Regions from separate parts of the Homo sapiens genome. Here region 2 is linked to region 1. A link is an interaction called in ENCODE POLR2A ChIA-PET data of the cell type or tissue named here. Cell type or tissue: PC-9. All regions are shown on one strand. Links, peaks and the distances in the headings refer to the core of each region. The heading gives the core; the rest is flanking DNA.

Region 1 (2,927 bases), core at 140-2,639:
CAGATTAAAAGAATAATATGGTTTAGGAGGCAGAGGACAAGTGGGATGGGAGAACCTAAACACTGAATTTAACTTCAGCCCAAATCAGGGAGTGAGAGTAGGAGAAATAAATTGATGTTTATAAGGGGAACTAATAATCTCAGTTTAGTGCCTAGTTGAATCTGTAGTACCTATGGGAAATTCAGAACAAAAAGTTCAGGATGAATATGCAAATTCAAGGTAAAGATTGAGTCAGTTGCACGAAGGTGATAACTGAAGTTTTGGGAGCATTTGAGCATTCTCTAAACACGGCATGGTTGGAGAATAAACCTGTGGAATGCCTATATTTGAAAAGACAAGCAGCAAAAATGAGAATAGAAGATATGTTTGGAGAAGCAGCAAGGGAACCAAGAGATAATGTTTGTCAGATGTTACAAGAGGGTAAGAATTTCACTGAAAAAGAAAGTGGCCAGCATTGTCAATGATGCACGCAAGTAGCAGATTTAGCTTAGAAAGTCATTTGCACTTCTTGAGGGAGCAAAGCAGTCTCATGAAGTGGTAGGGAAAGAAATCAGATTGCAAATTGATTAGGGTAAATTAGTCAAGGCAGGAATTGGTCAAAATGAATAAGGAAGTTAGTGAAAAAGCAGAGTCTGGAAACTTTGAGAGAGAGGCACACTGGAAAATGAAAGAAGGAAAGCAAGTGTGTCAAAGAATTAACACATTGGTTTAACAGTATCACATTTTAATGTGATTTCTCTGCGCTATTCATTAAAGAGGTACACCAATCAAGCCTGATTTTCTAACCAGGATAATTAATGGATAACTTGAAACAATTAAATTTCAACATTTCAAGTTGTCTAATACTCCTACCTAGTAGTCACTAAGAAAGAAAATGGATAACTTGTGTGGTTTAAAAAAAAAAAAAGACTGTGATGATTAATTTTAGGTGTCAACTTTATTGGATTAAAGACTACCTGGAGAGCTAGTAAAGCATTAGTTCTGGGTGTGTCTAGTAGGATGTTTCCAGAGAAGATTACTGTGTGAGTCGGTGGAGTGGGTGGAGAAGATCCACCCTCAATATAGGTGGAAAAGGCAGAGGAAAGGTAAATTCTCATTCCCTCTCTCTCCTGGAGATAGGACACCCCTCTTCTCCTGACCTGGTGTCAGAGGCTTTCAAACCAGAGTGACTCCATCATGAGTGAGGGCTAGGGAAATGAGGCTGGGACTTGTTGGGCTGCATTCCCAGGAAGTTAGGTATTCCTAGCCTCTAGATGTTTACGGGCAAGGGAACAGATTGATAATGTTTACTAAACAGACCCAGACTTAGGAGTGTCCTGATATCCTGTTATCTTGAGAAAAGAAGCATTCCTAATTTTGCTTTAAAGATCATAATACTGATTCTTGCAAAATATACTAATTAAGAAAATTAATCCTTTATCACAAACCCTAGTAGCAGAGCACAGGTCCCCATGATTTTTTTTTATACTATACATAAACAAGTATTGTATCTAGTGTGGATGCATTTCTCCTCTTACTTTCAGGAACACCCTACTCTATCTATGGAGTAGCTGTACTTTCACCACTTTACTATTAATAAACTTGAAAGCTTTGCACTGTGGACTCACCCTGAATTTTTTCTTGCACAAGATCCAAGAACCCTCTTTTGGGGTCTGGATCAGGACCCCTTTCCTATAACACTCCGACACCAAAAATTCCAGGCTCTCCAGCATTTGGACCCTGGTATTTGCATCAGAGGCTCCTCAGGTTTTCAGGACTTCAGCCTCAGACTGAGAGTTCCACCCTCGACTTCGCTGATTCTGAGGATTGAAGACTTGCACTGAGTCACGCTACAGGCATCCCAGGATCTCCAGCTTGCAGGTGGCCTGTGATGGGACTTCTCAGCCTCCATAATCACATGAGCCAATTCCCCTAACAAATTACCTCTCATATATCTATCTACATATATACCTTATTGATTTTGTTTCTCTGGAGAATGCTAATATAAATAACTTCACATTTTAAAAATATTTTTTGATAAAGGATGTATACTCGTGAACAGAGGCTTACAAAGCTCTGAAACTCAATCTCATTATAAATCTTTCCAAAGACTATTATAGGACAAATCATCAGGAAAGGGGAAAATAAGATATTTCTGCCTTTTTTTTTTTTTAGACGCTAAAACATGCATTTTTTCACATGGAAAGTAATGATGCAAGTCAACAAAGCATTTGGGAAACAAATGCTTTCCACACAAGTAATCTTCAGAAATATGCCTAAGACTATTTTTCAAAGGATATAATGGCTACTTACATAGCAGACAACCTGAAATTGATGTTCTACAAAATAACTGGATAACGCTCTTGATAAATATCAAATTCTCGACGCACAAAGAAAGATTGAAGAAATATCAGATTGGAGGCAAAGTGCCTGACAGCTACCTGCAATGTTGGATCAGGGATTGGATCCTAGACTGAGGAAATAAGTCCTCAGGGAGACAACTAAGGAAACTTAAGTAGGTCTACAGATGAGTTAATAGGATGGTTTCAATGTTAATCTTTTGTTTTCAATATCTGTTCCCTGATTATGTAAGATGTTAACCTTTAAGGAAGCTGCTTAAAAACTGTAAGGAAATTTCTGTACTACTTTTGAAACTTTTTCATAAGTCTGAAATTATTTAAAAGTTTATTTTAAAGAATTCTAACTTAGGAATAAAATGGATGAAGAACAATTATCTGGAAAGAATAAGGAGAGCCAAAATTAACAATGTAATTGTAGGTGTCATATTGCTTTGAAATTTTTTTTTTTTTTAATTTTGACCAGTTGAAAAATGGCCAAAACCAAGTGACAACAAGAAAATGTACCAATAATGCCAGGATCCTCAAGAAATAAATTCTTTGTTTACATGTGAAGTAGCCAGAGTATATCTTAGTAAATAAATTAAAAAA
Region 2 (2,927 bases), core at 274-2,773, 260 kb before region 1:
GTTACTGGATAGGTTTAGTTACCTTTTAGGAAGGATTGGGTGTTGGAGAGATGTGGATGACTTTGGTGTAAATTAGCTACAATATTCTTCTTCTTTATCCAGAATCAGAGGCCACTCATACTTTTCTTTGTGTTGTTTGAAAGGTGAGAAGACATTTCAGAAAAAGTTTGTCTAGCAAGTCCACAAAATTTTTAATTTTGTCTGTGTCTTTTCTCTATTAATCGTGGCTCTGGGATGGTTTTCCTACTGCAACCAACTGATGCTGTCGTATTTCTCCTGAAGCTTATGCTATGCTATACTCTACAATGTGGGACATTTTAAAAGTGTTCTACTCAACATGTACAAGGCTTGGAAAACAAAGCGTGTCTATGATACTTGGCTATTTGCAGTCAGGTGATTTATAGTGGAAAAGACACAGAAAGGGAAATGGAAACGTACAACTAACCACAGCTTACTCTGTAGATGATGCCGTCAATCTGTTTTCACTGTGTTAGAAATAATCATTGTAAAGATATAGCAACGGAGCTTGTAATCTTCACTTGTGTTGATTTCCAGAAATGACTAAATTGGGAATATTAAGACTAGATACACTATTAAAAGCAACTTTGCCTGCAATGTTTATTTCCACATTTACTTGTATTTTTCCTATGAACTAATAAACTGCTGAGAGTAATAGTCCAGCGCTAGTGCTTAGAGAATATTTACATGATAGAACAGCATGTTTGAACTGCTGCCCCCTTCATCATCTGTCCCTGCTCCACCTTTGGGTGCCAAAGAAAAATAACTCTGTAGCCAGAGGGGTTAAGGGCCTCACCAGCAAAGAACCACGGGCTCTGCACAACGTGGTTCCAGCTCAGACAGAATTTCATTCACATTTTCAACAGATCCCTGCTAAATATAAACTTAAATCTGCTTTGCATGTCATTACAGTAGGATTAAATCTGTATAAAATATAGAAACCTTAGCTATTAATCAAAGGAATATTCAACTATAATTGACATCTAAATAGGCTGTAGGTTTAAGTGCAAAAAAGTGTCTGGCAGGTGATTGTACTTTTGTGTAAGGCCCACTTGTTTGTAAATATGCACATCAAAATGACAGAAGAAGCTCTAGGATAATTTTCAGAAAAACAGTTTAGAGGGAAAAAATGGGAGAAAATAATGAGTTTGAGGGACGAGCTGAAGAAATAAAAAAAAAAATTGGAAGGAATTTTTGATGTGCAGAGTAGAGTTTTGGAAAGACTATCCTGGAACAAAATAGAAGGAAGAAGAGAGACAGTAGAAAAAATAAGCTAGAAAAGATAAGCTCACTCATAACCCATGTTTCAAAAATCAGTGGATTTTTACTTAGTGTAGAATAAAAGTCAAGCTCTTATTCTACATTTAATTCATGGTTTGCTCTCGAATTACTCAATTTTCCACCTCTTCCTCTTGATCACCAGTCACTTGCCTACCTCAACCCTTAGTTCACTGTGGTTTATCTCCTCTTTCAACTTCCTGGAATGTGGTCCATTCCATTCTTTATTCTCCAACCTCCTTCTCTAGCTCCCTATTACTTATGAAACCTTTTCAATTGAATCCAGACCTCAGATAGCTTTCTTCTCTAAACTTATGCACTCACCTATTTTATAACCCCTCAATTACTGCCTTTGGATGTCTATTAATTTGCTCTCTTAAACTGGGTTTGATTTTTTTGTATATTCCTGATTTATCTTCCTGGAAAAACAGTAAACATACTGAAAGAGAGTACTGTGTCATTCTTTTGTGATGATTATAGTACACCACATAAATCTGTGTGCAAGGAATCTAGTAAAAGCATTTGAAGACAGAGATATACTTTATTTCAGGATATTATAGTCACTTCTGAAAAGTTGAATTTCACAGTCACAGTTCTCTGTAGTTTGTAACGTGAAATTTAAGAGGTCCATACTAAATGACACTTTTCATTAGGTATCATAGTAGGTTGAATTGTGGCCCCAAAAGATATGTCTACCTGGAATCCCAGAATACAACCATATTTGGAATAAAAATCTGAGTTTCAAAGAGGAAGAAGTCATACAGAAAAAGAACATCAGAAATCTTAATGAGGCCCCTTTGAGACTTAGCTGTGAGATATATCTGCATAGGATAAAACCCCATGAGAATAAGCAGAAATTGGCTCAGAGTTGTGAGGTGAGCAGTTCCCAGAGCTCACACAGGGCTGGGGATCCTTGGGTTTATTCCAGCCAGAGTGAAGCATCCTCATTGATCACTCTCAAAATTCAATAGTGATGTTAAAAAAAAAAATCCATCTTTAGTAGTGGAGTTTGATTATACCTAGAATATGGGCTGCTGCAGCCATAACCAAAAAAAAGTAAAAACAAACCTCAAAAAAAGCAAGATGAAATGCAGGTGACTTAACTGCCTTCTAGAACAAAGGCGACACACTACTAGGTTTCAACAGAGGACAAAAATGACTATGACTGACCATCACTGCAGTAAAATTCACACATCCAGCATCCAGTCAAAAATTATTAAACATGTTAAGAAATAGGAAAATGAGACACATAATGAGGAGACAAACTAGGCGATAGAAACAGAACAATAAATGGTAGAGGTGATGGAATTAGAAGGCAAGGATATTAAAATAGCTGTTAGAGTGTTATTCAATTAAGTAAAGAAAACATGATGTTAATAGATAGAAGAAATTTAAACAGAATAACCTAGATTATCTAGAAATAAAAACTAGAATATCTCGCACGAAAAATTCACCACACAGGATTAGACACTGCAGACAAAAACTCTTAGTAAACTTTACTGCAAAAGAAAATATTAGTAAATTTTTGAAGACTATCAATAAAAACCACCTAAAATGAAACCCAGAGAGAAAAAGAGTGAAAAAAAATGAAATGCATTTCTGTGAGCTGTGAGATAACACTGAGCAATGTA

Evidence for each region. ChIA-PET counts read pairs that join two places held together with the same protein. Peaks named below come from ENCODE experiments on the same cell type or tissue, not always from the same donor. Only the 100,000 strongest peaks of a DNase experiment are listed, where the experiment ranks them.
Region 2: POLR2A ChIA-PET joins it to region 1 with 5 read pairs; 2 of 35 experiments call an interaction of 5 or more read pairs at or near these places.

The regions. Positions count from the first base shown.
Region 1 is chr21:16,387,379-16,390,305 of GRCh38, reverse strand. All of the region lies in intron 4 of MIR99AHG (mir-99a-let-7c cluster host gene), which reads right to left. Among named protein-coding and RNA genes, the nearest start is that of SNORD74B, 100 kb to the right of the region's middle. In PC-9, for the core only: no CTCF peak of the experiment used is centred there; a DNase peak (open chromatin) is centred at 1,215.
Region 2 is chr21:16,647,509-16,650,435 of GRCh38, reverse strand. No RefSeq gene overlaps it. Among named protein-coding and RNA genes, the nearest start is that of MIR125B2, 59 kb to the right of the region's middle. In PC-9, for the core only: no CTCF peak of the experiment used is centred there; no DNase peak of the experiment used is centred there.